2 separate regions of the Homo sapiens genome follow, and region 2 is linked to region 1. A link is a loop called in an ENCODE intact Hi-C map of the cell type or tissue named here. Cell type or tissue: endothelial cell of umbilical vein. All regions are shown on one strand. Each heading gives the region's core, and the rest is flanking DNA. Links, peaks and the distances in the headings are about the cores only. Region 1 overlaps HDAC2-AS2 (HDAC2 and HS3ST5 antisense RNA 2). Region 2 overlaps HS3ST5 (heparan sulfate-glucosamine 3-sulfotransferase 5).

Region 1 (5,378 bases), core at 145-5,144:
GGTCTATTTTTAGTAGACCACATAATAAATGGGTGGAGACCAACAATCCAAGTGCCTTGAATATTGAGGGTGAGCTGAAATCAAATCAGGTTTCTTTATGGTAATTGATTATAAAGTAATTTCGTCCACAATGACAACGAATTGATAAGTCAATTTGAGAAATATGTTATTAACTCATTTTTATAATTAAGAAGCTCTTAACAGATTTCTGTAAATGCTACAAAAATAAAACTCCAAAAACGAACATAGTTAATTTTGTTGATAAGATATAGCTCTCATTTAAAAAAATTTTTTTTTTTTTTTGAGACGGAGTCCAGCTCTGTTGCCCAGGCTGGAGTACAGTGGTGTGCTCTTGGCTCACTGCAGCCTCCATCTCCTGGGTTCAAGGGAATCTCCTGCCTCAGTCTCCCAAGTAGCTGGGATTACAGGCGCCCGCCACCACACCTGGCTAATTTTTTTGTATTTTTAGTAGACACGGGGTTTCACCATGTTGGCCAGGCTAGTCTCGAACTCCTGACCTCAAGTGATCTGCCCGTCTTGGCCTCCCAAAGTGCTGGGATTACAGGAGTGAGCCACTGCACCCGCCCTCATTTTTAAATTTTTTTTTAAAAAAGGTAAAATTGGCCTCTTAGCTAAGTGATTATTTCTCTTGCAGTGTGAAAGGACAAGAAAGCTCTTCTGGCACAGGACTTAGCTGCTGCTGACCTCCTTTATGTTATCAGTGGACAAAAAGGCTGGTTAAAACCTGCTTTGATGCCAGGCGTGGTGACTTACACCTATAATCCCAGCACTTGGGAGGCTGAGGCAGGCAGATCACTTGAGGTCAGGAGTTTGAGGCCAGCTTGGCCAACATGGTGAAACCCCATCTCTACTAAACATACAAAAATTAGCCAGGCATGGTGGTGGGTGCCTGTAATCCCAGCTACTCAGGAGGCTGAGAGAGGAGAATTGCTTGAACCTGGGAGGCGGAAGTTGCAGTGAGCCAAGATGGCTCCACTGCACTCCATCCTGGGTGACACAGCAAGACTCCATCTCAAAAAAACAAAAAACAAAAAAACAAAAAAAATACCACCAAAAAAACAAAACCAAAACCAAAAACCAAAAACAAACAAAAAAACCTGATTTCATATAGTTTCCTGGTGATTTTTTGTTTTGTTTACCGCTGAGATTTAAAATGGTTGCTTACCTTAAGAGAAAGAGAGTATGCTTGTAAAATTTAAGTGCAGGACCAAAGCATGGAGCAGGACCAAGGGAGCAGAGGGTGAGCACGCAGGAGACCACAGCTACTCTCTGCCGTGTTATAGGAGAGGGTAGAGCCAGCTGGCAGACAGCAGGCTGGAAGCCAGCAGTTAGAAGCAGCAGCTGTGGGTGACCTCAGCTGGGAGAAATGAGAAGGATCCCTTGAGTGGAGAGATGTGACGACAATGCTCATAAAACCATTGTTGCTTTTACTGAAAGAGCAGAGGTCAGATGTCTTCAGACATTAGAGGACAGACAAGTCAGGTGAGCTGCTTAAAAATTCAAATTCCTTGTCCTACTTGAGTCTTGGGGCTCGAAAATCTTTATGTTAAACCATCAACACAGATGACTCTGATCCAGCTCTTCCAGGAACCACACTTTAAAAATCCCTGGACTAAGATGCAGCATCTGTGAAAATAAAACACAAAGATTTATGACAATTTTGCAGGTGATAGGGCTACATATTTCTACTTAGGGATATGCCTTTGTTTAACCCTTTTTAAAAGTCTCACCTACTCATGATATTAAATTACTTCAGGGTTATTTAATTAAGTAAGACACTTCCATTTTCCGATATTCTGACTTCTTGTCAGACAGTGTGTCCCCATTTGGAGTGTTCTAAATATAATCCTCATTTTAGAAGAAATTATGCTCTTTGCTGTTACAGCAGTTGTTTATATTTGTTGCTATTTCATTCTTTAAAAATAAAACCATATGGAGATACATGCACAATTCCTGCTTCTCTCAGTTACCTACCCAGAAATAAAATAATTCTAGCTATAATTGAGTCTAAGCTATGCCAAGCCTGTCTGGTATCCACTGTTTGAAATGTCTGCACAGAGCCTTGAAGGAATTCATTGTTCTTCAAAGTGCCAGCTGTACATACTGCCATTTCCTGCATGGCTTCTGCCACTCAGGAATGCTGCACCCTGGTGGTTCTTTAGTGGTGTCTTTTTTCTCCATTGCTTCATTGTGGGACCCACAGTGTCTGTCTGAAGATACTGCACCACAGCTCAAGAGCACCATCTTGGGATGCACATTTTTGCAACAGATAGAGGATTTGAGTGGCATAGAATTCCATAACTGCTAGAGGCAAGTGCAGTAAACCTAGAACAAAAAAATTAAAAGAAAGAAAGAAAAGGGGCAATGGGGCAGTTACTTTAACCATGTGCATTAGCTTGGCAATACCTCTTAGATTTTTTCTTGGTAGGAGATGCAGACTTTATCCAAGAAAGACAGTGCTACTGCCTTCCACAAAATTTATATTTTGCTATTTTTGTCTGCAGGTCAAGGTCACAGTCAGCTTTGAAAGAATCAGCTATAAATCTAATAAGGGCAAAGAAACTTAGAGGGCTTTATGGAAAAGTAAGTTCTTTTCAGATAGCCTGCAAAAATGTGCTGGCCTTAAATCACCCCATTGTAATATTTGAGATATGCAAGAAAATCATTGAACTTTGGGACCATTTTCAGAAAAACAAAAATATAAAAGTACTTTTATTTTCAAATCTCTAAAGTGAATCATCAGTAAATTATCACATAATCTAAAGGTTTGACAAACTGGGTCATTGCACCTTGGATATATGTGTTAGAAATTCTGTGATGGAGTCTCATTTGGCCTTTGGTGTTTCCAGGCTAGGGTTTTCAGCACTGATGTCTTATGCTGGATCTCCCTCAGCTGCCCACACACCCCATGGAAATGGGACAGATGATGCAGTTGGTGGATGGGGGAAAGAAAAGTGAGACTAATAAGAGGGACCAGACTGGGAAAGAATTCATGTTTTTCCTCATGGTAATTAGAGAGCTTGATGTATACGCAAATTCATATACATTTCTTTAGGTTGCCATAGACACTGATGCCAATATTCCCTTTCATCCTCAAATTCTCTCCCTGAGCATAGGCAGGCTCTATAACAATGTCAATGCCAATCTGTGTGTGGAACACCAACTAGGAAAAAAAGTTGGATGGCATTAATTTCACATGTGAAGTGGTCTGAACAATGCAACTAGGAGTTAAGAAAATGCCAATAACAGCCAGGCGCAGTGGCTCACACCCAGTAGTTTGGGAGGCCAAGATGGATGGATTGCCTGACGTCAGCAGTTAGAGACCAGCCTGGCCAACATGGTGAAACCCCATCTCTACTACAAATACAAAAATTAGCCAGCTGTGGCACACACCTGTAATCCCAGCTACTTGGGAGGCTGAGGCAAGAGAATCGCTTGAGCCTGGGAGGCTGAAGTTGCAGTGAGCCAAGATCGTGCCACTGCACTCCAGCATGGGCGACAGAGCAAGACACCATCTCAAAAAAAAAAAAGAAAATGCCAGTACCATCTCTCAGCCTCCATGGTGTCTAGGCTGTTGTGGAAGAATGAGCAGCCTCTCTTCCAGAAGCTTGAGGGGAACTGAACTCCTGGGGGACAGGCAGGAGATTAAATTTAAGGCAAGAAGTTTGAGGATGTAAGGAAATTAATTAGATATCAGTTAGGGTAATGCTAGACAAATGCTAACGAATAAGCCCTCACATTTCAGTGGTTGTCGTCACCCCCAGGTTAAGAGTCCATTGCAGGTGTTCTTCGTTGGCTGCAGCTTTTCTCCATGGAATAGTTCAGACATCCAAGCTCCTTCCATCTTGTGGCTCTGTCTTCCCCTAAAGCTACAGACTCCTTCCTATTCAGATAGGGGAAGAGAGTAGAGAAAACAATCATGCTTTTAAAAAACCCCATCTGGGAGGTGACATAAATCTCTTTCTCATTTCATTGATGAAAACTAGTCACATGGCATAATCTGGATGCAGGAAGGGCTGGAAGATGCGGTTCCTGGCTGGGCAGCCAAATTCAACTGACATCTCTACACTGTGAAAGGGGATGCTGAATTTTAGGGGACAGCTAGCCATCTCTGCCATGTAAAGTTTTGATAAGGCATAATGGACAAGACTAAGAAGGAAACCAGCAGAAGAAACGGAACATTACGGGAACTGGACAAGACAGTTAACTAAAAGGAATTGCATTTGTCTGGTATCCTGGCGTAACAAAGATGAGATGGATGACTGAATTAATTATCTTTGAAATTTGGGGGTAAGGTAGTCTAAGAATTCAGGCATGATGAGATTAGGAGGCTTTGCTCAGTGCTCAAATCGGATATAATCAAGAACCAGGCCAAGCATGGTGACTCACGCCTGTAATCCCAGCACTTTGGGAGCCTGAGGTGGGTGGATCACCTGAGGGCAGGAGTTCGAGACCAGCCTGGCCAACATGGCAAAACCCCATCCCTACTAAAAACACAAAAATTAGCTGGGCGTGGCGGTGTGTACCTGTAGTCCTAGCTACTCAGGAGGCTGAGGTACGAGAATCCCTTGAATCCAGGAGGCGGAGGTTGCAGTGAGCCTAGATCACGCCACTGCACTCCAGCCTGGGTGACAGAGCAAGACACTGTCTCAAAAACAAAACAAAACAAACAAACAAACAAACAAAAGCAAGAACCAGTTCTGGGGTCTCCAACCAAAAAAAATTCTTTCCAAGTTATTGGAGGACAAGGTGAGATGTTTTCTAGTTGTTCATGTCCCAGAGAAATTTGCTGTTTCTCTAGCTGGAACACCTGGGCTTTTGCTGGTAGAACCACAGATAACTCTAGAGGAGAGGTGTCCACTATGTCTGCAATGAGGGAAATGTCCTATATCTTTACTGCTCAATACAGTAGCCACTGGCAACATGTGGCTATTGAGCACTCGAGATGAGGCTAATGTGTCTAAGGAAATTTTAAGAAATTTACATTTACAATTAAATAAGTACAGGTGGCCAGTGCCTACCATTTTAGACAGCTCACCTCTAGAGGGATGTAATGGGCACCTCTTGCGTCATCTGCCCAGGCCCCCCTTTCTCTGCAAACTGACCCTTCTCCTACAAGCTTCCTCAGGTAGCTCCGCACAGCCAGGTTCATAACGTTTTTCCTTTTCACCAGCCATGGTTGCCTAACCCTGGGGTGATCACTATACCAACACTTTAGCCAGTCAGAGCCTCTTCACAGATGCTGGGGGAATAACAGAGCAGTCAGTCTCCTCCGCAGGTGGATACAGAAGCTGTTGGTAGCCATGTTTTCTGCAGAAGCAGAGGATGCCAATCTGCAAAAAGAGATGAATGAAGCA
Region 2 (5,378 bases), core at 184-5,183, 67 kb before region 1:
TAGTTGAAAATGCTTTGGGAATTCAGTGATTTCTTGAATAATGAATGAATAGATCAATCACTCAATCCTAGTATATCCCTTTTGCACAAAGAAAAACTTCACATAGCAATACAGAGATATCATTGCAGCAAAACAATTTCTAACCATGACTCATTGCTATCTATATAGCTTCCTTCTTGGGTTACTATTTTGAGTTTCAATAAGAGGCAAACAATCTTATCTTGAAAGAGGGATTGGATTTATTTTTAATAAGAAAGGCTGAATTGGGAACTTGCATTTTTCCCCAAAATTTAATAACAGCACTAGTAAAGCCCTACGCTCCTCAGCTGGCCTTATTTCAGGTATATGAGAACAGAGCTTCCAGGTAAGCTTCTTTCATGATCTAAGAGTGAGACCAATATCACCAAACCTGTCTAAATTCATTGACAGCCAGGGGAGGTCACATAGCAAAAGCATCTAGTCCGAACATGTTTCAGAACCCAGGACTGAGCAGAGGACATGGAGGGAAACATCAGGTTCCCCAAGGCCATTGTCCTCAAACATGTGACATCCTGATAGTCACCACTGATAACTTCAGTAAGTATCACTTCGATTTCACCCCCTTCTTCTACTCACAACTAAAACAAAACAAAAACATATGTAATTAAAATATGTCATTGCTATGCTCAAAATGATAACTTATGAACTGGGATTTCAAATTCACCTTGTTATTCTGAAGCAGAGCCTTCAGTTTATGGTTGCCCTGCTGTTAAGCCTCAAGTTGCTCTTTTTTTTTTTTTTTTTCTGAGACAGGTCTTCTCTGTCACCCAGGCCAGAGTGGAGTGGCATGATCGCAGCTCACTGCAACCTCCACCTCTTGGGTTCAAGTGATTCTCCTGACTCAGCCTCCCTAGCAGCTGGGATTACAGGGGCCCACCACTGTGCCCAGCTAATTTTTGCATTTTTAGTAGAGACGAGGTTTCACCATCTTGGCCAGGGTGGTCTTGAACTCCTGACCTCAGGTGATCCACCCGCCTTGGCCTCCCAAAGTAATGGGATTACAGGCTTGAGCCACCGTACCCGGCCAAGTTGCTCATTCTATCCATATTCTTTGAATCATTTTATATATACACACACACACACAAACACACTATATGTTACATGCATTTTAATTTACTTTGACAATTATCTCACAGGTTCTGTCTAGTTAGTACTAGTTAGTATCCTTCCCCATTGAGTTAGTATTTGATCTTATAACATGGTCCAGGAAAAGAAAGGTAAGTTTTGCTAAGTACCTGTTACATCATGACACTTGTGAGAGTTGGTATGGGATCTGCTCTTTGTGCAGTGTCACTTATCACCTGTCTTCCACCTCTGCTTAGCTCTGTGACAACCAACAGAGCCTCTAAGAGATGGCTGCTGATGAGTCCTTCTATCGCAGGCTGCAGCAGTCCTGAAGGTTGATGGAGGGCCATGCTATTCAAACAGCAGGCGTGGCTGAGACAGAAGCTCCTGGTGCTGGGAAGCCTTGCCGTTGGGAGTCTCCTGTATCTAGTCGCCAGAGTTGGGAGCTTGGATAGGTGGGTGCTTAAAACACATGCTTATACCCCTGTGACATTAAGGCTTGATTTAAACTTCCTTAGGACATAATTTTAAGTCTATCCACTTGTTTTTCTCCTTCGAAATTCCCAGGAAACATGCTTTTCTGCAGTATTGATTTTGATTTACTGAGCCTTTAAAAGAGAGAGATCCAAGTTCCTCAAACCAAGATGTTTTGTCAAGATCCATTTGTATTCCGTGTGCATTGACACTTGTTTTCAGGAAAGGGATAAAGCTGTGTACAGTAAAAATGTCATTTAATAGAGCTCAGTTGGTCCGTGTGCATCTGGTGTTGACCTCTAGCTGTAGCAAAACAGTGATGATGTATCTATGTATCTTTCTTTTGAAATTTATGAGTGGACACTTAATGTGCTATCAGGAGCATTAAAATTATGTATGAGCCTCTAAAGGAGCTCATCGAGTTTGCAATCCATTGCTCTGGAAAGATGGCTGCAGGCGTGGGGAGTTTTAACTATGTTAATTAGCTCTGGTTTTCAGGGGCTGAACGCACCAGACAAGGAGGCTGTTGCTCAGAATAATTGCCCAGAAAGCAATGGGAAATCCATGGAGAGAAAATTACAGTGCTAGGGTTTAGCTCTAAATAGGTGTACAGTTGAGAGGTATTGGACTTGCAGAAGTCCCAGCAACATCAGCTGGCTTCACAGTAAATGTTTCTGGTGTGTTCTATGTCTAGTCTAATGGGCAAAGACAGAGAAGTTAATTTCTGAAATGTGAAGCTTCCCTTTTTGCCCTTAAAAAAAAATTTTTTTTTTGAGATGGAGTTTCGCTCATTGCCCAAGCTAGAGTGCAATGGCGTAATCTCGGCTCACTGCAACCTCCTCCTCCCATGTTCAAACTATTCTCCTGCCTCAGCCTCCCAAGTAGCTGTGATTGCAGGCATGTGCCACACACCCAGCTAATTTTGTATTGTTAGTAGAGACAGGGTTTCACTGTGTTGGCCAGGCTGGTTTCGAACTCCTGACCTTAGGAGATCCACCTGCCTTGGCCTCCCAAAGTGCTGGGATTACAGGTGTGAACCACTGTGCCTGGCTGGCCCTTTAAAATTAATTCTTGCACTGGAAAGACTGAAGTGTGTTCTCCATGAGTTCAGTTCTCACAGTCAGTGAAAACACATACAAAATTAAAAATGAAAATCTTTTCCTTTCAGTTTTCTTTTCCTTCCAAAATTTAAGCTAATCTGTAGACCTTATCACTTAGATTATTTAGAAATAACATAGCAGTGGTCCTTGTTTTCCTTCAGTTGGTGTCATTTTGACTGGTAAAGTGAACTCCTTTGATGCTTCTCAATTCAAAATTCCTGAGTAATTGTCTCACTCACTAGTTGTTACCTACCCTGAAAGTGTAATCAGAGCTTCTCACCGACTTCCAGTAGTTTCCTAAAGTAGCACTTGATGGTTATTGAGAAGCCTTGAGGTGGTGCCATTGGCCTACCTCTGTAATGGAACTCTTATATCCAGCCCTCCCCAACTGACCTTTAATTAGCTTCCAATCATTTACCTTTTACTTAGTAATTGATCTAATGATCACTAATGCATTATTATTTAGTTGATGATTCTTTTCATTTTTTTAACTCTGTCTCTAGTCTCTAAGGGGATAGCTTTTATTTGGAATTGAATTGTTTGGTGGGCTTTCTAAAAGCCTCTCACTTCAGACTTTGAGATTATGTCTGAAGGTAACAGGCTTATTTAGGCCCACTCTCCAGTAACTGAAGACCCTGCTTTCTGGGAGGGAGACAGAGGTTACTTCTACCATCCCTTCCAATCCTAAACCTGTATGATTTTTCAGTCTGGGACCCATACTCAGAATCCATGCTTTCAGAAGTGGGAAAGAATATGATATTTTCTCATATTTTCACATTCTATCTTGAGTTAGGGAGTCCAAAAAGCGACTATTCTGCAGGATGTGATCTCCCAGGGTAGAAGATAGAAAGAGGAAGGAAGTAAAGAAGGAAAATGACCCTTTCTACAAGTGGGGAAATTCCATTTGACCTCAAACAAAGCAGAGACTGTCTATATCAGCCACTCTCAGCCAGGGTACTATGAAAGAATTAAATCCTACAAAAAAGAATTTGAGTGACTGTTTCCTCAATTCTTCCAAGGATGGTACTAGCATCATTCTAGGTGCTTAGGACAGAAATCCATCAATGGATGCCTTATGGAATTAGAGCTTAATTCTCAACCAGAACCCAAGAAGAACTGAAAGATGAACTTGTATTATTCCAATCAGTGTCACAATTAAAAGCATCTTTGCCTATGTATCTATTGATAATTTTACATCCTCCATTTAAAGCCCTAGTACATTAATCTCATTAACAAATTTATAAAAACAAAATTCATGTTTCTCTAAACTATTAACCGGGTTAAATCCTGTTTTTTAAAAGCTGTCTAGGCCAGGCACAGTAGCTCACGCCTGTAATCCCAGCACTTTGGGAGGCTGAGGCAGGCGAATCACGAGATCAGGAGTTCAAGACCAGCCAGGCCAACATGGTGAAACCTTGTCTCTACTAAAAATACAAAAATTAGCTGGGTATGGTGGCGCACGCCTGTAATCCCAGCTACTCGGGAGGCTGAGGCAGGAGAATCTCTTGAACCCAGGAGACAGAGATTGCAGTGAGCCAAGATCGTGCCACTGCACTGCAGCCTAGGCAACAGACCAAGACTCCGTCTCAAAAAAAAAAGAAAAAAAAGTTGTCTATATTTTCACACTTTCCACAATGAGCATGAGTTGTTTTAAAAATCATAAAAAAGAAACATCGTGAAAAGTAGTATACATTGATATTTTTCCTTAAGCATTATGATAGATAGCTGTTTAAACAGAACAAAGACCAAGACCATGCTCCTCAATTCTGCAGAACAGGCTGAGTGTATTAGTCCGTTTTCACAGTGCTATAAAGACATACCTGAGACTGAGTAATTTATAAAGAAAAAAGGTTTAATTGACACACAGTTCTGCATGGCTGGGGAAGCCTCAGAAAACTTACAATCATGGCAGAAGGCAAAGAAGAAGCAAGGCACGTCTTACTTGGTGGCAGGAGAGAGAGGGAGCTTGCAGGGGGCGGTGCCACACAGTTTTAAACCATCAAATCTCATGAGAACTCACTATCATGAAAACAAGGGGTAAATACACCCCCATAATCCAGTCACCTCCCACCAAGCCCCTCCTCCGACATGTGGGGATTACAATTCGGGATGAGATTTGGGTGGGGGCACAGAGCCAAACCATATCACTGGGCATGACCTTGAGGTTGTTTCTCATCTCAGAAAACAAGAAAGATGCAATACAGTCTCTTGGGAAAAGCAAGCAACAGCCTCATTGCCACAGAGGGGGAGACACAGATTCCAAATTATTAGAATAACTGGAAGCTTTCAAGTGTAAGAATTGGTTTAACAGCCTTTTTGACTGATATTATTTAATTTTACCAAGAAGGCTAAAATGCCCTCACAGATCAACTTAGGGGAATTATAATGAACTTCAGTTCAATTCAGACTATACCTAAAAGGAAACTCAATTTGCTAACCATATATGTTAGCCATGACAAATTAAACAGTCACCATCGTCTACTATCATTGTGACTGTTACCACATCTTTCTCCCTGAGAAAAGCAGAGATGGTTGTTCACTATTCAGGATAATACTGAAGTGGAAATCCTCCTGTCTGGCTATATCCATTGCACTCCTTCCTTAATGAGATTGAGTTCCTGATTTTAATGGGCTTGGCAATGAGGGCTTGAGGCTTCTGGCCCTGTCAAGGTCTTGTTGATGCCTGGTCCCAGGTGTGGT

The links. A loop is a pair of places that touch in the nucleus more often than their neighbours do. Peaks named below come from ENCODE experiments on the same cell type or tissue, not always from the same donor. Only the 100,000 strongest peaks of a DNase experiment are listed, where the experiment ranks them.
Region 2: a loop joins it to region 1, with 4 times the contacts of the local background. A loop is called at or near these places in 8 of 110 quality-filtered maps.

The regions. Positions count from the first base shown.
Region 1 is chr6:113,991,869-113,997,246 of GRCh38, reverse strand. It overlaps HDAC2-AS2 (HDAC2 and HS3ST5 antisense RNA 2), which reads right to left. Exons shown (of 10, transcript NR_125845.1): 2 at 5,229-5,354; 3 at 3,760-3,904; 4 at 1,187-1,647. Among named protein-coding and RNA genes, the nearest start is that of HDAC2, 23 kb to the right of the region's middle. RefSeq lists an enhancer at 1-939 and a silencer at 1,208-1,502. In endothelial cell of umbilical vein, for the core only: a CTCF peak has its summit at 2,213 (motif pointing left); DNase peaks (open chromatin) are centred at 1,376 and 2,186; H3K27ac peaks cover 2,106 bases.
Region 2 is chr6:114,058,920-114,064,297 of GRCh38, reverse strand. HS3ST5 (heparan sulfate-glucosamine 3-sulfotransferase 5) reads left to right here. Exons shown (of 5, transcript NM_153612.4): 4 at 1,421-1,559. The coding sequence starts at 1,453. The region is part of intron 4 of HDAC2-AS2 (HDAC2 and HS3ST5 antisense RNA 2); the gene reads right to left. Among named protein-coding and RNA genes, the nearest start is that of HDAC2, 90 kb to the right of the region's middle. In endothelial cell of umbilical vein, for the core only: no CTCF peak of the experiment used is centred there; no DNase peak of the experiment used is centred there.